Regions from separate parts of the Mus musculus genome. Here region 1 is linked to region 2. Evidence: chromatin loops called from intact Hi-C (ENCODE). Cell type or tissue: left cerebral cortex. All regions are shown on one strand. Each heading gives the region's core, and the rest is flanking DNA. Links, peaks and the distances in the headings are about the cores only.

Evidence for each region. Peaks named below come from ENCODE experiments on the same cell type or tissue, not always from the same donor. Only the 100,000 strongest peaks of a DNase experiment are listed, where the experiment ranks them.
Region 1: it touches region 2 in a loop (7-fold over the local background); 1 of 42 quality-filtered maps calls a loop at or near these places.

Annotation. Positions count from the first base shown.
Region 1 is chr15:102,462,291-102,472,602 of GRCm38, forward strand. It overlaps Pcbp2 (poly(rC) binding protein 2), which reads left to right and starts at 8,342. Exons shown (of 15, transcript NM_001103165.1): 1 at 8,342-8,513. It overlaps Gm36331 (a long non-coding RNA gene), which reads right to left and starts at 8,206. Exons shown (of 2, transcript XR_384469.3): 1 at 7,965-8,206; 2 at 7,151-7,431. Prr13 (proline rich 13) reads left to right here. Exons shown (of 4, transcript NM_001170911.1): 4 at 1-516. In left cerebral cortex, for the core only: CTCF peaks have their summits at 5,760 (motif pointing right), 8,002 and 8,935; DNase peaks (open chromatin) are centred at 8,119 and 8,731; H3K4me3 peaks cover 1,858 bases; H3K27ac peaks cover 1,352 bases.
Region 2 is chr15:102,400,959-102,411,270 of GRCm38, forward strand. Sp1 (trans-acting transcription factor 1) reads left to right here and starts at 5,358. Exons shown (of 6, transcript NM_013672.2): 1 at 5,358-5,464; 2 at 6,814-6,974; 3 at 7,258-8,761. The coding sequence starts at 5,458. In left cerebral cortex, for the core only: CTCF peaks have their summits at 4,426 and 4,626; DNase peaks (open chromatin) are centred at 4,974, 5,762 and 6,416; H3K4me3 peaks cover 2,154 bases; H3K27ac peaks cover 2,364 bases.

The sequences.
Region 1 (10,312 bases), core at 5,079-10,078, 64 kb after region 2:
TACGGAGTGAGGGGCATTAGCCCTCTGCTCCCTGCCCCACTCCTACCTGTGCCTTCCCCTGCTGTTCTGTCCCGGCTGTCAAGGGCTAGCTAGCAAAAGCAAAGCGGCCTTCTTGATCTGATCGTAGCTGATGAGGTCAGTGGGGGGAACTGTCTTTTGAAGATGGCAAGACCTCTGAGCTAAATGGGGAGCACCATTTTAAGATCTGCACCATGTGATTTTTTTTTTTCTTCCACTTTCTTTTGTAACACTTGTGACTTGGGTTTGTGACAGTTTGTGATGAAAAACCTCTACTTTTGTAATGGCGGCACATGAGAGTGATTTAATGGCAACTGTGTTCCCGGCAGGGCTTTTGGATCTCAGTAACTGTCGAGCTGCTGGAAAGTGCAGTCTCTTTACTTGGTGAGCTCTTTTGGGACCCGACTTATTCCTTAGTTCAGTATGTTATCTTTGATGGCTCTAAGTCCAAATAAAAGTTCTTCTTCCAGGTTCTACTCACCTGTGCCATTACCTTGACTGGGCTAGTTTTGTTACTCTTGGTCATACTCTTTAAAGTACGTCACTTTTTTATTTTTATTTTTTTAATTCCTCTGAGAGTCTCACATCACCCAGGCTTCATATATGTGTGTGAATATATGCATATATATGTATGTGTGTATATGCATATATATGTATATATGTGTGTGCATATATATGTGTATATGTATATATATGTACACACATATATGTGTGTATACATATACATAAGCATATATACATATGCATATATACATATACACATACACATACACACACACACACACACACACACACACACACACATATATATATATATATATATATATATATATATATATATGGTGACTTTGATATACAGATCCTTATGTCTCCACATTTGGAGTGCTGGGATCACAAGCTTCAGCCACCACACGTTGTTTATGGGCTTGAACCAAGACCTGTGCCTCCTAGTCACGGACTTTATCTGGAGCTACGTCCCCAGCCTAAAGTGTGGTGTTTAGTGCGGAGCCAGCGCATCAGTGAAGAGGATACTGTGCTAGTCTAAGAGGGGAAGAGCCTTCAGAATGAACTCAGGTTTTACAGACTGAATCCACATTGCTCTCCCAGATACGGACCCATTTGCATATGTTTTCATTTGCTACAGAGGTTTTCTTCCAGACAGGGTCTGAGTATGTAGCCTTGGCTAGCCTGTACTCAATAGGTAGAGGAGGCTAGCTTCCAACTCACAGATCTCAGAATTCCAAGGCTGGGATTAAAGGAGTGGCCGACTATGCCCAGCTGGCTTCAGAGGTTTTCAATCCTTGGCGGCTCATCAACTTTAAGGGGGGGCAATTTAGGGTTCTGCCCTTGATCTAATAAATAAGATAGATAGATAAATGGATAGATAGATAGATAGATAGATAGGTACATACATACATACCACACACACACAGACACAGACACACACACAGACACACACACACACACAGACACACACAAACACACACACACACACAGAGGTCTGTACAGGTCTAGTATGTATGTGCTTTATGTCATGCAGTTCCTGTAAAAGCCAGAAGAGGGCAGAGGATACTGTGGTACTGGAGTTACTGATCATTATGGGTCTCTGGAAATTGAACCCAGGCCCTTTAGAAGAGCAACCCCTGCTCTTAACCACAGAAACATCTCTCCATCACCACCCTCCTTTTTTTTTTTAGAGTCTTGGTATCTAACTCAAGTTGACCTTGAATTTAAGGTCTTCTTCCCTCAGCATCCCAGGTACTGCCATGATAAACCCAAGCCACAGTGCCCAGAACTGAGGAGGCTCAGTGGCAGAAGGTTTGCCTTGCCTGTATGTTGTCCTGGATTTAATTTTTGACGATAAGAAAGAAACAGAACAACAACAAGCCAGTTTGATGGTCCTATGTAGTCCATAACTCAAGCTCACTACGTAGCCAAGATGAACAACTTCCTGATCTTTCTGTGTTTCCTCGGGGCTGGAATTATGGGTGTGTACTGGTTTGCCTTATTTTATGTAGTGCTGGGGCCTGAACCTGGGGCCTTGTGCCTGGTATGTAGGTAAACATGCTCACAACCCCAGCTCTTGAAGTTTTAGAAAGTATTTTATTAGAGTATTAGGGTTTTCTAAAGGACATAAATATTTATGTATCTATATGTTAGAAGAAATAAATATGTATTATATATAAATATACAGTATACTAGTATATATGGGACTAGAGAGATGGCTCAGTGCTTAATAGCACTTAACTGCTCTTCCAGAGCCCCTGAATTCAATTCCCAGCACAACTGCACAGTGGCTCGAATCCATCTGTAATGGGATTTGCTACTCTCTTTTGTTAATATCTGAAGATAGCTACAGAGTACTAATATACATTATATAAATACATATATTTGCATATATAAAAATCTATATACATAAAGATGTGTGTATGTATATATGTGTATACATACACATACACATACACACACACACACACACACACACACAAATTTGGAGGCCAGAGTAAGACTTTGGGTGTCTTCCTCTATTGCTCTCTACCTTATTCCCTTGAAACAATCTCTAACTGAACCTGTAACTGAACCTGGCTAGGTGGGCTAGCTAACAAGTTTTCAGGATCCAAGTATTATTGGTTCAGGGAATAAAGCTATGTCTTTGAGCATGTTAGGCAAGCACACGTGCTGAGGTACATTCTCAGACCTGTTTTTTGTTTGTTTCTTTTTTTGAGACAGGTCTTCATTATATAACTCTGGCTGTCCTAGAACTCACTATGTGGATCAGGCTGGCCCCAGGTTTACAGAGTTTCACCTGCTCTGCTTCCCCAATACTGGGATTAAAAGTGTGAGCTATCACCGCCTGCCTTTATTTTTGTTTTGTTTTTGAGAGAGGGCCTCCTTAGATGTCTTGGAACTTGCTGTATTAGCTAGTCTACAGGACTTTTGGTTCTCTAAGCCACTTTGCTTAGCCTATTCCCTATATTCTTAATGTGGAAGTGACTACTTTAGTGAACAGCAGTTGAAACATTGGGAGCCACTGGCTATATCTGAGCACTGTGGGGGAACCACTGTCTTTTTAAGATGCCAGTCATTTCCTAATGATTTACATTTCAAGCTGAAACTTTGGCATGCACTGACATATCTAAAGATATAAGTTCTGGCTAAGTGTAATGGTTGAGCCCTGTATAAATGAGCCCTGGGTCTTCTGTACTCTCTCTTAGCTCCTCCCAATTCCATTACTGGCCTGGTTCCTGAAACCATTGGGTTTGCCACCCCTCCTCTGTACACCAGTCCATACTCCCAAAGGTGATAGTTCTCAGATTTTTTAAAAAAAGATTATAATTTTATTTATTTTATGCATATGAGTACACTTGTCATGGTTTTCAGACACATCAGAAGGAGGCATCTGATCCCATTACAGATGGTTGTGAGCCACCATGTGGTTGCTAAGGATTGAACTCAGGACCTCTGGAAGAACAGACATTGCTCTTAACCACTGAGCCATCTCTCCAGCTCTAATCCTAGCACTCTGAAGGCAGAGGTAGGTGGATCTCAGAACGGATTCTAAGCCAACCAGGGCTACCCTATCCTGTCTGAAACAAACAAACAAACAAACAAACAAACAAAAAAACCAATAGCAGCTGGGCACTGGTGGCACATGCCTTTAATCCCAGCATTTAGGGGGCAGAGTCAGGCGGATTTCTGACTTTGAGGTCAGCCTGGTCTACAGAGTGAGTTTCAGGACAGCCAGGACTACACAGAGAAACCCTGTCTTGAAAAACAAAAAACAAACAAACAACAACAATAAAAACCCAATAGCAAAGTCTCTGGTCTTGTAGACACATGGCATGTGTCGCACATACATCTATAAGTAAACACTCATATACATGTAAGAAAATCAAATCTTTAAAAAACATGCAAATTTGGCAGTTTAGCTCTAGCGACTATGAATAATGAAATGAATCTGTAGCTTGCTGGCTTTTTTTTGAATACTTTCTGTAGATAAATATGTTGTTTTGTGATCCTAGGCAAGTTCACCCATTTCTGCTTTGGAAAATTTCTTGATCCATAGTCAGATATTGCTATTAGATTCTTCTCTCTCTCCCCTTATCTTCCTCATTTTAAAGATATATTTTGTGCTGGACAGTGGTGGTGCATGTCTTTAGTCCCAACACAAGGGATTTTGAGGCCAGCCCGAGTCTACAGAGTGATTCCAGGGTTAGAGTTGGAGACAACCAGTCTCAGGAAAAAAATAAAATTTATATGTCTACGTGAGTTTATGTGTAATACTTGTATGCAAGCACATAAGACCACGAAGACCAGATGCACTTTGATGTCTTAGGACTGAGTTACAGGTGACTTGTCAGCTGCCTGATGTGAGTGCTGGGAACAGAAACTGGGTCCTCTGCAATATTAATAAGTGCTCTTTAAAAAAAAAACAAAAAAAACAAACTTGGGCTAGAGAGATGGCTCAGGGATTAAGAGCACTGACTGCTCTTCCAGAGGCAGAAGTCCTGAGTTCAATTTCCAGCAACCACATGGTGGCTTACAACCATCTTTAGGGAATCCAGTGCCCTCTTCTGGTGTGTTTGAAGACAGCTACAGTGTAACTCACATACATAAAATAAATAATTAAAACAAACAAACAAACTAACTAACAAACTTACTTATTTGATAGAGCACTACTACATAAAATGTTTTGCCTGGATGTATTTCTGTGCACTGTATGCATGCTTGGTGTTCACAGAGTCCAAAAGAGGGAGTCTGATCCTCTAGGACTGTAGAAAAACAGGTGATTGTGAGCAAGTGTGTGGGTGCTGGGAATGTAAACTAGGTCCTCTGGAAGAGCAGCCAGTGCTTTTAACCACTGAACGGTTTCTTCAGCCCATCTGTCTCCTTACATTGTATTACATTGTATTTTATTTGTATATGTGCGGGCACACGCCAGGGTCCAAGTGTGGCAATCAGGATAATAAGTGGTAGTTAGTCTCAAGGGAACTCAGCTGAACTCTTGTTGAACTCAGGTCTTCAGGCTTGACAATTGAACCTATTGCCAACCCTCTCTCCCTGCTTTGTGTCTGGGATTTCACCCAGGACCTTGTGTGCTCAAGGTTCTTTTTTTTTTTTTTTAAGATTTATTTATTATTAATATATGTAAGTACACTGTAGCTGTCTTCAGACACTCCAGAAGAGGGAGTCAGATCTTGTTGCAGATGGTTGTGAGCCACCATGTGGTTGCTGGGATTTGAACTCTGGACCTTCGGAAGAGCATTCGGGTGCTCTTACCCACTGAGCCATCTCACCAGCCCTGTGCTCAAGGTTCTTAACCCACCCACAGGACTTCACTGTCTCAGTGTTGACTGTAACTCTTGGTCAGCCTTAATAAAACTCCTTGATTTTTATTTTTTGCCTGATGCCATATGTGTGACCTCATGGAAAGTGGATAGCATTCTAGCTGTTGGGAGCCCCACTGTTTTTACTGGCCCACCTGCAAAATCTTTAGGTTAAACTTTCAGCTTAGATCTGACAGTAAACTTGTTTTTGTTTTTAAAGTTTTATTTATTTTATGTTTATGAGTACACTGTAGCTGTACAGATGCTTGTGAGCTTTCATTTGGTTGTTGGGAATTGTATTTAGGACCTCTGCTTGTTCTAGTCAACCCCACTCGCTCTGGTTATCTAACTCGCTCAGTCCCTGCTCAATCCTGCTCAAAGATTTATTTAAATAAGTACACTGAAGCTGTCTTCAGACACACCAGAAGAGGGCATCAGGTCTCATTAAGGGCAGTTGTGAGTCACCATGTCATTGCTGGGATTTGAACTCAGGACCTTTGGAAGGGCAGTCAGCACTCTTACCTGCTGAGCCATCTTGCCAGTCCAGTAAACTTGTTCCTTAATTGGCTTTTTTTTCCTGGGGTTTTCCCTACTTCCTTTCCACCCTTTACCCTTTACCTTTGGCCAAATGATAAGGTTTTGTTTGTTGGTTTTTCTTTCTTTCTTCCTCTCTTTATCTCTCTTTCTTTCTTTCTTTCTTTTTTTTTTTGAGACAGGTTCTCTATAGAGCCCTGTCCAAGACAAAGCTGGTCTTGAACTCAAGAAATCCACTTGCCTCTGCCTCCTTAGTGCTGGGATTAAAAGTGTGTACAGTGACACCTGGCACCAAATGGTGTCAAATGAGGATTTTATTTTGCATTCCCAATATTAGCTCCTCATTTGGGTGGTGGAAAGAAAGACATTTGGAGTCACTTGGCTCCATTTGACTGATAGTAAAACCACAACAAGTACTGCATACACAATAGGCAAAAACACCTGTGTACAGAAAAGAGAGGAAAATGAATTTCTTTTTTCTAGGCGGTGGTGGCACACACCTTTGATCTCAGCATTTGGGAGGCAGAGGCAATTGGATCTTTGAGTGAGTACAGCCAGGGCTCCCCATAGAAACCCTGTCTTAAGAAACAACAACAACAACAACAACAAAATTTATGCATATGTGTATCTGTAGGATAGTTATGTGCACCCGAGGGTGTAAGCACCCTAGCAAGCCAGAAGAGGGCATCAGATCTTTGGAGTTGAATCTTCAGGGAATTGTGAACCCATCTACAGGGAACTGAACTTGGCTCCTTTGTAAGAACAAGTTGTTTTTGTTTGATTTTTGAGAGTGAATCTCACTATGTAGCTCTCAGTGTCCTGAAACTTGCCATGTAGATCAGGCTGACTTCAAAAGATCTGCCTGCCTTTTACCTGCATGTGCCTCGGACTCCTTACAGATGTACCTATTTATTTTGTATGGGTTTTACCTGCCATGTATATATGTGCACCACTTGTGTGCAAGTGCCTGTGGAATCCAGAAGAGGGTGTTGTATCCCATGGAACTGTGAGATCCTATGTCGGTACTGGTGATTGAACACTGAATCTCTGGGAGAACAGTTGGAGAACTATTGAGACATCGTCCCAGTCCTAACAGCCAGTGCGATGGAAAGGGCGTTTGCCATCACGCCTGATGTCCTGAGTCCGATCTTCAGGACCCGCTTGGTTGAAGGAGAAAACTGACTCCTCCTGAAAATCCTCCTTTGACTTCTTCCTGCCTGCTGTGGTGTAAGTACACACACACACACACTCAGTTTGTATACACACATACAAACCGTTTAAAAAAAGGTTTATTGCCTTTTTAAAGACACCAGGATAGTTGTCTTGTGTTGTGTACAAAATTCTGTGTTTTCAAGATGTCTTTTTTTTTTTTTTTTTTTTTTTTTTTTAAGGAGCAACAGGCAACAATAAAGCAGCGTTGCTCTACAGTCCAAGGTGGCCTGAGGTTCACCTTTGTCATCCTTAAGTTCCCCAATGGTATCAGCTTGTATCACACACTGTGCTTGGCCACAGAGTACCTTCTTGTACTGATGTTTAACTTGTTCTTTCGTTCCTATAAATGGATAATTAGACTTAATAAAAAGATTAACCAATTTGGGCAGGAATTCTAGATTATACAGTACTTCTTATATAATAGTGAGATATTCACATGATCAATGTTGTCCTAATACAGTGAAGTTTTAAAGTTACTTTTCTTTCTTTCTTTTTTTTTTTCTTTTCTTTCTTTCTTTTGATTTCTAAAAAGCCCTGTCTGTCCTGGAACTCACTCTGTAGACCAGGGTGGACTCGAACTCAGAGATCTTCCTGACTCTGCCTTTCCAGTGTTGGAATCAAGTTGGGTACCACCACCGTCTGATTTAAGAACATTCTTTTACGTTTTAATTCTTTATTATAATTATTATTGCCTGATTCAGTATCTGGGCTGCAAAATAATGATGTTTTCATTTCTTCTGCACTCACTAAAGTGGATTATTTTTAGAGTAAGCAGTTTGCCTGACACTTTCAGTCTGGCCATTCGTTTTTTATTTTAGACAACTGTTATTTTCCTTTCCCTCCCTCCTATCTTGATCCCAAAGCATTGGCCACCTCTTCGTATTTAGGCCTGAGCTTTCCAGTTCTTCCGCTAGAGGCCACTGGTATCCTCCGCGCCTCTGCGCTGCCGCTCTATCTCAGACCTCGCCGCTGGTTACTGGCCGTCTCGCTGGTGCCGACGCTGTCCAAGGAGCCGCTCTAGGCTCCGGGAAGGCGGTCCGCATTGCGTGGGGAAAGTGTGGACGACGCAGTCGACTCGCCGGCCCCCGGGGCGGTTAGCGCTTCCGGGGTCGAAGGGTGCGCGGGGTTGAAAGCGGCCCGCTCCGCCCCGTCCCCCTCCCAGACCAGCAGAGGCAGCAGCCGGAGCAGCCGCAGCCTGCGCCCTCTCCCGCCCGCCCGCCCTCCGCCCGCCCGCCCGCCCTCCGCCGCCCTCCACCCGCCCCGGGGTCTCTCTCCCCCTTCCTCCTCCTCACCCCCCCCTCCTCCGCCCGCTAGCGGGGCCCCCCTCGCCTTCCCGCCCGCCCCTATTGTTCCGCCCCCGGCCTCCCGCCCTTCCCCTTCCCGCCCGCTCCCCTTTTCCCCTCAGTCGACTCGCGCCTCCAGGTAAGCTTAAAATCTTCTGCTCCGCCGCCGGCAATAGCTTCTTCTTCCACTCGTGACATCCTTCTTGGCGGACTCCGGCCCTATTCTGGAGCCTCGGCCTCTCGTAGACCCGCATGAGCGTCTACTACTTCACTCTGCCTGCCCGGGCATTCACGCGAGGCCCTGGCTCCGGCGCGGCCTAGTAGGCCTCGCGCAGAGCCTGCCCCCTCCCCCCTCCCTCCCGGTGGCGGCTGCGCAGGAGTCAGGGAGGGCGCGCGCGCGGCAGGGGGGGCGGCGGTGGATTTGTTGGTTGAGGGGGGTTGGGGAGGCGATGGCCGGCTTGCTGGCGGGGCGGGTGAGCGCGGCTCCCCGCGGGGGTCAGGCGCTGGCGCAGACACACGAGGAGGCGCTGCTTGTCCGGCCCCTCCCCCTGGGTCGCAGCGCCCCCCCCTGACCGAACCGTTTATTCACCCCCTTTCCCAGTCAAGGGAAAGGGGGGGGGCTTTTTTTTTTTAAGTGGAAAATGCTTGGATGACCCGGGCGGGGGAGGGGAGTGGGGAGCTGCAGAGTTAAAGGGTAGGCGGACTCCCTGTTACCGAGTTACTCTGACGTTCTCTCGGGTAACGAATTTTGAAATTACAAAATGCCTGCCGCTATAAACCAGACCGAGCTATTTATAGAGGGGTAATTGACTGCAGGATTAACAGCTGGATTCCCAGGATGGGGTACACTTAGATTGACCTACTCAGGAGAGGAATTGACAGGTTTCTCAGATTACTTACATGACTTGGAGTTAAAAAAAATACATCTTCGTGCTTTACTTAAGAAATGAATTTGTAGCTAGGTTTTCAGTTTCTTTGCCTTTTGAACTTGTATAACTGTATTTCTAAGGTGATTAATATAACAGTGGGGAAGTGGAACTAACAGTTTTATACTGTATGAGGGGGTGTTAATCTTGCAGACTCAGTGAACAAGCATTGTTTTTCCATAAATGAGATGTTGATTTGTGAGGTTTTTTTTTTTTTGACAGCAATTAACTGTTTTCTGGAAATAGGGAACTGATGTGCTTTAGGGATGCATTTATGTAATCACTTACATCCTGAAGTAACCAGAAGATAGTTTGCATTATATAGAGTGGTGTGACAGTCACTTTAAAGTGCTTTAAACATACTTAAAGTATGGACTTGGGATTCAGAGTTTGGAGGCCAGCCTGGTGTTAATAGTTACATTCAGTACTGGGCAACATAGTGAGGCCCTGTCTCAAAAAAACAAAACAAAAAACCCAACAGTATGTGTATTGTGTGTGTTTATGGCAAAGTGAAAACTGACTGGTTTTATGAAGGGACAAAATTAGTTGTAGGAGGAGAGAAATCATTGATACTGATTTGAAGGGATGAATACTTGCCATGCTATTGGAGAAATTTCAGGGCTTGAGACTCTTGGAACTGTCAGTGTTTGGTGTTAAAGTATTAAAAACAAAAATATCAAAAACCAAATTCTTTGTCTACATAAGTAGTTATTTCAAAGTTGTTTCAGAGGATGAGTAAAAAGGGGCCATCTTGGCAATCTTTCATCAATCAAAGCAAATATGAAGTAAAATTTTAGTACTTTTTCTATTGTATTTGGAAGAAAATTTGGGACTAAAAAGACTTAATTGTGTGATAGTGAAAGTTAAAACAAAAGCACAAGAGAATTTTCTCAAGTGATTAGAGGAAGAATGGGAGCAAAGAACTGAGACGTACAGGATTAAATTTCAAAGGATCATGGAACCCAAAGTTGTGAAGTGTATCTTGAATACTTTTTTCTGTGAGACTCATGAG
Region 2 (10,312 bases), core at 2,070-7,069:
ACAGGCTCTTCTCAGAAGAGGCAATATGTATTTGTGGTTATACCACAGTTCAGCTACAGAGAAAAAAAAAACAAACAAACTTAAAATTGTGTGGAGTTTGTTTTTATTTCATTGTGCGGATTTAGGTGGCCTGGGACTTGCTTTTAGACCAGGCTGGGTTTGAATTCACTGAGATCAGGTTACTTCTGCCTCCTAGGGCAGGGATTACAGGATTAAAGGTGTTTCTACCACAACCACTCCTGGGGCTTTAATTTTTTTAAGGCCTGTATTTGGGGAAAATAGCCAGGAACTCTAGATCCTTGTACTTCTGACTCACAGGTAAATGACATCATGGAAGGCTTACACACTCCTGTGGCTCTAACCCAGGGGTCTTACTCTATAAGAGTAGGCTGGTCTTGAACCGTCTCAGCTACCTGTTTTCTTGACCTTGACTACCAACACTCCCTCATCTGGTGTTTCTTCTTAGCTAGGCAGGCCATCAGTATCACCATAGCCGCCAGCTGATTGCAGTACTGAATGCCTGGCTATCACTAGGCACCACTCATTGTTGATGCTAGCAGGAGTCACAGTGCTTGTCTGGTTAGGAAACAAAGATAGCCAACTTACAATGGGTCTTTTAAAATAATGATTACAAACACTGTCTGCATCCAGTTCTAGGGTTCTCATAAGTTTCCTAGATTTTCATACTGAAAAGCCTGGTTTGCTTCAATTCTTTTTGCTTTTTTAGGCATTTATCTCTGCCCACCCACACACACCCTCTCTTTTCTTTTCTTTTTTTTTGGGGGTGGGGGTGGGGGTATTTTTCGAGACAGGGTTTCTCTGTGTAGCCCTGGCTGTCCTGGAACTCACTCTGACCAGGCTGTCCTCAAACTCAGAAATTCGCCTGCCTCTGCCTCCCAAGGGCTGGGATTAAAGGCGTGTGCCACCACGCCCAGCTCCCCTTCTCTTTTCTTGTTGGGCTGTTTTCTCTCTTGTTGGGTTTGACCCAAGGTTTCATTAGCCTGATTTGCTTCAAGCATACCATGTTGCCCAGGTTGGCTCCAACTCTGTCTCTTGTGTCTCTCTTTTGGTTTTTGGAACGTGGTCTCCCTGTGAAGGTTTGATGGCCTAGAGTCAGCAATGTAGGTCAGGCTAGCCTTGAACTTGTAACCCACTACTTATTTTTTCTGTCTCTGACTCATAAAAGCTACCATTACAAGGATCCATCATTACCTGACTGCCAAAGCTCTTTAAACCATGGGTGTACGCACCAATGCGTGCGCTAGTGAGATCATATATTCTAACATTACAGAGTTAGAAGCAGGTGGGCACACATTCTGGCAAAGCCTGGGCTATAGAGTAAGACCTTTGTCTCAAAGGAAAGAAAACAAGTTAGAATAAGGATCACCATTTGTTTCTCTCCACCCCTTAAGTGAGTGAGTTAGGTGTGGTCTGGTGCTGACTATCCTAGGCAGCTGTCAGAATCATCAGAGCTTGCCTTACAGGGATGAGTAATGTAGTCTTTTCCTTCCAGGAAGTTCTTCCCAGTCCTGAAGCTTTCTTCTCTCCAGTCTCTTCCCTTCTTTTCTTTTTCTTTCTTTTTCTTTTTTAAATTCATGTCCAGCCAAATCGCTGTTGCCTTTTTTTTTTTTTAAGATTTATTTATTTATTTATTATATGTAAGTCCACTGTAGCTGTCTTCAGACACTCCAGAAGAGGGTGTCAGATCTTGTTACAGATGGTTGTGAGCCACCATGTGGTTGCTGGGATTTGAACTCCAGACCTTCGGAAGAGCAGTTGGGTGCTCTTACCCACTGAGCCATCTCACCAGCCCCTTCCCTTATTTTCTTAATTACTTTAAATTACATTTATTTATTTTGGGAAGAACACAAGCCACGGTGTATGTATGTATGTAGGTCAGAGAGGAGCTTTTGGAATGTACATTTAATTTGTGGAGGATACAGGGCAGTGTGCGTGTGTGAGCTTGTGTGTGTGTGTATGTGTGTAGGTGAGAGGGCAGACTTTGAGAGTTGCGAGTTCTCTTATTGAGTGGACCCTGAGACTGAGCTCTTGTATTCAGGTTTGTCTGGCAAGATTTATCCTGAAAACCATCTCTGCTGTCCAGATTTTATTTGTTATTTGTTTTTGTTGTTGTTATTGAAATACTTTATTCAGAGGCTTGGGGGAAAATTGTAAAAGTCCTGGCTGTTTGCTGTCCTGGGCAGGGCAGATCTTAGAGATCTCTCAGTTGCTAAGAGCCTTTGTTACTTGTTTTAATTATTATTATTATTTTTATTTATTACGTATTTTCCTCAATTACATTTCCAATGCTATCCCAAAAGTCCCCCATACCCTCCCTGTTTGAATTATTTTAAGTGTGTGCCTTTCAATCTAAAAGTTCAGGAGGCAGTGGGGCAGTGGTGGCTCATGTCTTTAATCCCAGCACTTGGGAGGCAGAGGCAGGCAGATTTCTGAGTTCGAGGCCAGCCTGGTCTACAGAGTGGGTTCCTATTATGACAGCCAGGGCTACGCAGAGAAACCCTGTCTAGAAACAAAGCAAAACAAAATAAAACAAAAAAACCCAAAGAACATACAGGAGGCAGACACCAGCAGATTTCTGTGAGTTTAAGGCCAGCCTCATCTACAGAGTAAGTTCCAGGACAGTCAGTGCTACACAGAAAAACCCTGTCTCAAAAAAACAAAAAAAATATTAATTCACATATGTGTATACTTGGACTCAAAGTCTTTGTAGTCCAGGGTACTTTTGAATTTGATTTCAATTAAGTCCTAATTTCAGCCACTACCCAGTACGATGTTGGTGTTGCAGTGTGTTTTTAAAACACTGGTACCTTTAAAAATAAAACACTTAGAGGCCACAAATCCCTGAATGCATAAAGGTGCTTTCTGCTGAACAACTGGAGCAAAAAAGAAAGCCTACTCCACAATCCCATTCCATACTAATAAAGAAAGCCCCTCCCTACTGAGGCGTGGGGACACTTGGAATCCCCAAGCTGGAAGGGAGTCAGGGAGATTGTTGGTTCCAGGCTAGCCTGGGCTACATAATAAGATCCTGTTTCCTGTTCTTGAAAGACCAGGTTAAAAAAAAAAAAAAAGATGGTGATAGCCCATGCCTTTAATCTCAGCCAGTACTCAGGAGGCAGAAGCAAGTAGATCTCTGTGAATTTGAGGCCAGCTTGGTCTACAGAGTGATTTCTAGATAGCCAGGGCTACACAGAGAAATACTGTTTACCCTGGCCACACCCTCACCCCCCCTCACCCCCCCCCAAAAAAAAAGAAAAAGGGAAAGAAAAAAAAAAAAAGATTTCATAGAGGACTTTATTTTGGTAGTTCAGGTTTTCCTCCATGTTTCCGAAACCTGATTGCTTCAGCCTCCCAAGTACAGAATTACAGGAATTGTCACCATATGAGGCTATATAGGACTTTTTAGGACAAAACTTATTATTTATTAGCTTTGTAATCTTGGGCATGTTACTTCTCAAATTAATTTTTCTCCACTTAATATTTCTGATGCTGAATATCTTTCTTTCTTTCTTTCTTTCTTTTTTTTTTTTTTTGGTTTTTCGAGACAGGGTTTCTCTGTGTAGCCCTGGCTGTCCTGGCGCTCACTTTGTAGACCAGGCTGGCCTCGAACTCAGAAATCCAATCTGCCTGCCTCTGCTTTCCATTGCCCGGGTGAATATTTTTCTTAACGTCTTAATTTTCGTTGTTGTTTTGAAACATTGTTGGTCTGCACAGCCCTAGCTGTCCTGAAACTCAGTATGTAGATCAGGTTGGCATCAAACTTAGAAGAGATCCTCCTGCCTCTGCCTCCAGAGTTGGGTCCTAAAAGTGTGTACTACCATGCCTTACATTGAGTTTGTCATAATCAGTGCTAAATGCCTATTTAACTGGGACAACCAGGTATCTCAGCTGTCACTTCACATTTCCAAGGCCATCTCCAAAGGAGCAGAGAGCCTCGGTTCCTATCTTTAAAGTGTTTCCCTTTTTTTACAGGAGCATCCAGCCCGTAAAGTAGGACACATTAAGTGATTAACTGTATTAGTTCCAAGTACTAAACGTGGTGACACCAGTCAGTGACAAAGTTTAAATGAGGAGAAAGAAGGCGAAATGGAGGCCAGAGATTGAGGTGCCTAAGGCAAAATCTTTAACCTTTGTGATTGCAAAAGGAAGTAACTAGGTTAGCGTGCTTTCTACTAAGAGGGAAAATGGAAGTAGTTTATGAGAGCTTGGCTTCACGAAGTTCCCCAGCGTGCGTTACTCTGAAAGCTGAGTTGGTTTAGCAGGTCTGGGGCAGCTTAAGAAAATGGCGCTTGCTACATCTTCCCGAAAGACTTCCATATTGGTCAGCTCAGTCGACTTGGGTTTTCGCGTGCCGTCACCAAGCTGTCGTCCCGCCCGCCGCCGCAGGGCTTCCACCCACGGCCAGGGGGAGCCGCCCGCCCATCCCGGCAGGGGTGACATTCGAGGGGTGCTGTGTAGGAGCGGGGAAGGGACAACCCGAACAGTCTCGGGCGACGCGACACTCTCGCCCTCACGCGTCTCGACTCTGACACTTGTGGAGGGCTCCACTCAAGCGCACACCCTAACGAGGGAAGGAAGCCTCCCGAGGAGGGCCAACATGGCGACCAACTCCTTTTGGCACAGCCCGGTTCCCTCCTCAGGATGGGCGGCCCTGTAACGACCATTGGCCAAAGCTAGAGGCGGTGCCATGCTGCCTTCGCTGCCTCATTGGCTTGAGTATCGGAGGAGGAAGCCTGTTCTCCTCTCCCCATTCCAAGTTCCAGCCTCCACCTTCTCCTCGGCGCGTAATTGGCTGTTCGTTCACGTCAATACGCGTCCTGTTCCGGCTCTTTTCAGTTATCGTCCAATCAGAACTTTCTTAACTGCCCGCCTGAATTCTGATTGGTTTAGGAAGCTTGCTCCTATCCCATTCCGGCCTATTTCTTACTCTTCCCCCTACACGGACTTTGCCCAGGCATGCCCAGGATTCTGGTTGGTCGTTGTCCTGTCTTTCTTACTTAAGCTCTTCCTATCCCTACCGCTCACGGAGCCCGCCTGGAGGTTGACTGGTTTCTCTGCAAGTCCATCGTCATCTCATCCCGCCCACCACCACTTCCTGAGTTTCTAATTGGTTGCTAAAACTGAGAGGGCGGCCTTTCTGGGCGGAAACCAAGTACGCAACTTGCTCTTACACGCCTCAGCGAGAGAGCGAGTCCTACCATTGGGTAGGCAGCCCGCCTTTCCTCTGCAAGGCCCTCCTTTCACCCTCCCTCATTGGGCGGGGCAGTAGATAAGGGGCGGGGATTAGGCCGGGCTTGTGGTGCGCTGCTCCCTCCTCCTTACCCCCCCCTCCCTGTCCGGTCCGGGTTCGCTTGCCTCGTCAGCGTCCGCGTTTTTCCCGGCCCCCCCCAACCCCCCCGTACAGGACCCCCTTGAGCTCGCCCCTCAGCTGCCACCATGAGCGGTAAGGATGAGTCCACTCCGAGCCTAGGGGTGGGAGGGGAGTGAGGGGGCGCGCGCGAGGACCGACCGGGCGGTCCCCGCTGTGAGGGGGGGCGGGCGGGAGGCGGCGGCGGCGGCCTTGGTCCCGCCCGGGGCGGAGGGAAGGGAGGGAGAAGGGGCAGTGGCGGGGCCTCGGAGGAGGAGGGGGATGGGCTACCCGCCCCGGGGGAGGGGGCAGCGTGGCCTCGCCCGCCCCCTGCCCGCCCCGGCCACGAGGGACGGGCCTTACCCCCCACTACCCGGCCGGCCGCCTGAGGCTCCTCCCGTCGGGGGCTGGCGCCGCGGGGGCGGCCCGACCAGTGCAGGCCCCGCCTGGGCCAACCGCCTCCCCGGTCCGCCCGCCCTCCGGTCGCAGCCTGCCCCGGGCCCTCCCCCGCACCCCCGTAAATTTCCCTTCCCCCATCCGACCCGCCCTTGCCACGCCTCTATCCCCGAAACCGCCCCTTCCTTCTTTGGACCGCCTCCTCAGCCCCAAACCTGGGTTCTAATCCCTAGACCCTTACCTGTCCTCTCAGATGTTTCCTCACCTTCTCTTAGGATTTACTCTTTCTCAGTCCCTTCCTGTTATTGTTTACACTAGATCTTTCTTCATCTCTTATAGTCCTAATTTTAGCACACTTTCCATCCACCCACATGTTGGGTCTCCTTTTCCTTCCAGGATGCATTTTTTTTTTTTTTCTTTTTTGAGATAGGTTCTATGTGGTATTCGTAGTAACTCGAAGTTACTATTGCAGCCCTCAGACTTTTAGCTGTCTAGGTGCCTCTTCCTCTTGAGTGCTGGGATTAAGAGTGCTATCAACCCTAAGGAGCAACTCTTTATTTCTGAGACACTGAAATTCCAAATTCCCTTTCTCAAAAGGGCTATTTGTATTGGGATCAGTTCTTACTCTGTAGGCCTGGAAGACCTAGAACTGGTGAACCACCTGGCTCATCCTTCCAAGTCTTGGGATTATAGGTGTGAGTCACCATGCCTAGCTTCCAAAGCAATTTTTGAGTCATTTCTGGGGTTAATTTGTGCATAGGAAAATAGTGGCCTGTCTTGGGCACCATTAAGCTATGTGTCTATGGCTTTGGCATCCCAATTTACTATGTAGCTGAGGATTTCTTTGAACTTTTGCCTCCACTTCCAAATTCTGGGATTTTAGGCTTACCACCATATTTAGACCTATCTGGCTAAGATCTTTTTAAAAACTGTTCTGTCAGTCATTGCTGACGGTCAAATCCTTAATTTTAAATCTTATGTTGTTTTTAACACACCCCCCCCTACACACACACATACACTTAATTTATTTCTTTTGTAATTATTTTTAGACCAAGATCACTCCATGGATGAAGTGACAGCTGTGGTGAAGATTGAAAAAGATGTTGGTGGCAATAATGGGGGTAGCGGCAATGGTGGCGGTGCCGCCTTTTCTCAGACTCGAAGCAGCAGCACAGGCAGTAGCAGCAGCAGTGGTGGCGGAGGAGGGCAGGTGAGTGATCAAGGATGGGGAATGTGTTGAAAGGGTATAAATATTCTTAGAAACTTCCTTAACCAAAAATTCTGGGAAGAAAAATACAGTAGGGAAGTACACTCAGAAAGATAGGTGATCTAGAGGGTCCCCAGATACGAAAGTTGGAACAGTATACAGAAAGTGAGCATTTTGTTTCTGGTTTTTGCTCTATATTCCTGCATTGTTGCTGTTTTGTCTGTTGAATACTGCCCCCTAGGCCAGCTATTGGGTGCCACTAACTCCTTTCCTCTCTTCTGGCCAGGAATCCCAGCCATCTCCTTTGGCTCTGCTGGCAGCAACCTGCAGCAGAATTGAGTCACCCAATGAGAACAGCAACAACTCCCAGGGTCCGAGTCAGTCAGGGGGCACAGGTGAACTTGACCTCACAGCCGCACAACTTTCACAGGGTGCCAATGGCTGGCAGATCATCTCTTCCTCCTCTGGGGCTACCCCTACCTCAAAGGAACAGAGTGGCAACAGTACCAATGGCAGCGAGTCTTCCAAGAACCGCACAGTCTCTGGTGGGCAGTATGTTGTGGCTGCTACCCCCAACTTACAGAACCAGCAAGTTCTGACAGGTCTCCCTGGAGTAATGCCTAATATTCAGTATCAAGTAATCCCACAGTTCCAGACTGTTGATGGGCAGCAGCTGCAGTTTGCTGCCACTGGGGCCCAAGTGCAGCAGGATGGTTCTGGTCAAATACAGATCATACCAGGTGCAAACCAACAGATCATCCCAAATAGAGGAAGTGGGGGCAACATTATTGCTGCTATGCCAAATCTACTCCAGCAGGCTGTCCCCCTTCAAGGCCTTGCTAATAATGTGCTCTCAGGACAGACTCAGTATGTGACCAATGTACCAGTGGCCCTGAATGGGAACATCACCTTGCTACCTGTCAACAGCGTTTCTGCAGCTACCCTGACTCCCAGCTCTCAGGCAGGCACTATCAGCAGCTCTGGATCCCAGGAGAGCAGCTCACAGCCTGTCACCTCAGGGACTGCCATCAGTTCTGCCAGCTTGGTGTCATCACAAGCTAGTTCCAGCTCCTTTTTTACCAATGCCAATAGTTATTCAACAACTACTACCACCAGCAACATGGGAATTATGAACTTTACCAGCAGTGGCTCATCAGGGACTAGTTCTCAAGGCCAGACGCCCCAGAGGGTTGGTGGGCTACAAGGGTCTGATTCTCTGAACATCCAGCAGAACCAGACATCAGGAGGCTCGCTGCAAGGAAGTCAGCAGAAAGAGGGAGAGCAAAGTCAGCAGACACAGCAACAACAAATCCTTATTCAGCCTCAGCTAGTTCAAGGAGGACAAGCTCTTCAGGCCCTTCAAGCAGCACCATTGTCCGGACAGACCTTCACAACTCAAGCTATTTCCCAGGAAACCCTTCAGAACCTCCAGCTTCAGGCTGTTCAAAACTCTGGTCCCATCATCATTCGGACACCAACCGTGGGGCCCAATGGACAGGTCAGTTGGCAGACCCTTCAGCTGCAGAATCTTCAAGTTCAGAACCCACAAGCCCAGACAATCACCTTGGCCCCTATGCAGGGTGTTTCCTTGGGGCAGACTAGCAGCAGTAATACCACCCTAACACCCATTGCCTCAGCTGCCTCCATTCCTGCTGGCACAGTCACTGTGAATGCTGCTCAACTCTCCTCCATGCCAGGCCTCCAGACCATTAACCTCAGTGCATTGGGTACTTCAGGGATCCAGGTGCACCAGCTTCCAGGCCTGCCTTTGGCTATAGCAAACACCCCAGGTAAGACATCCTTCCTTTGCATTTATCACAAACTAATACTTCCCTGGTACTATTGAATCTAAAGGGGGAAATAGAACTTTCTGAGATGTTTACTCAAGGCTAAACACCCAAGCAAGTGTAAGATGTTTTTTAGTTAAGACATTTGGAACTTAATCAATAGAAATATGTTCTGATGAGAAAGGAGCACTTCTGAGTGATCCTGTGGTCTCTACTTCCTAGTGTCTTGGTACCACAAACTAAGGCTTGGCGTGCTTTCTGCATAGGGTCCAGTATTAAATATTTTATGCCTTAGTGATCCATGTGGATTCTCAGTCATATATTTCGTGTTCTTTTTGGTTTTCCCTTCATCCAGCAATGATAGGGATTGAACATGGCCTTCTGAATCTTCTGTACACTCGTTGTTAGATCTCTGACCCCTTGGTTTGCAATTGGTTTTCAGAAACACCCTTTTAAGAAAGTAAAAATGGATCCTGATGATGTGATGGTTCATGCCTTTAATCCTAGCACTCATGAGGCAGAGACAGGTGGGTCTGTGTGACCTCGTGGCCAGCCTGATCTAAGTAGTAGTTCCTGGACAGTCAGGACTAAGTAGGGATACCTTGTCTCAAAATAAAGATTGTAAAACAGAGACTGGAGAGATGGATGGTTTAGCAGTTAAAGTGGCTGCTCTCCTAAAGGACCTAGATTGAATTCCCAGCACCCATGTGGTATCTGACAACTGTGACTCCAGTCCAAGGAGATCCAACTCCTCCTTCTTCTAGCCTACTTGTCATTGTATGAATGTGGCACACAGTCATATATTTAGGTAATACACATAAAATAAAAATAAAATCTAAGATAACTAGAATGTGAAACCAAGACTAGGATTGATGCTAAGCAGTAAAATGCTTATTTAGCACGAGTCTAGACTGTGGATCCATGTTCAGCACCATATGAGAAATTATTTTTTGAGACAGGGTTTTTCTGAGTAGCTCTCTTGTTCTGGAACTAACTCTATAGACCTGCCTGCCTCTGCCTCCCCAATGCTGGGATTTTAGGCTTGCACCAATGTGCTGTGCTTTTCTTTGTCCTTTAAGGATCAGGAGGTTTATTTTGGTTGGCAGTTTTATCTGATTAAAAGTATTAAATATACTCCCATCTTGGTGGAGAAGGCATTACAACTGAGGTAGTATCTGCTTCTCAAGTGTCAGGAGCAGGAGGCAGCAAGCAGTTCCTTAACATTTTGGTTCAGGAACCTAGTTCTGGCCAAGTAGGTTACAGATTGTGATGATTCAACTTGAACAGTTTTCTCATGAGTTGAACTGAGGGAAAAATGGCTTAATGGATTTCAGAAAGATCTTTTCTTTCTTGCTTTTTTTCCCTAAAATGTTATTTATATGTATGTGTTTATATCTGTATATTTATGCAGTTTGGATGGGTGGGTGCCCCTGGAGTCTGGAAGAGGTCATCTGATTTCCTGAGGCTGGAATTCCAGGTGTTTGTGAGCCACCTGAAATAAATGGGTGCTGGGAACCATACTCTTGCTCTCTGAAAGAGCAGCTAGTGCCTTTA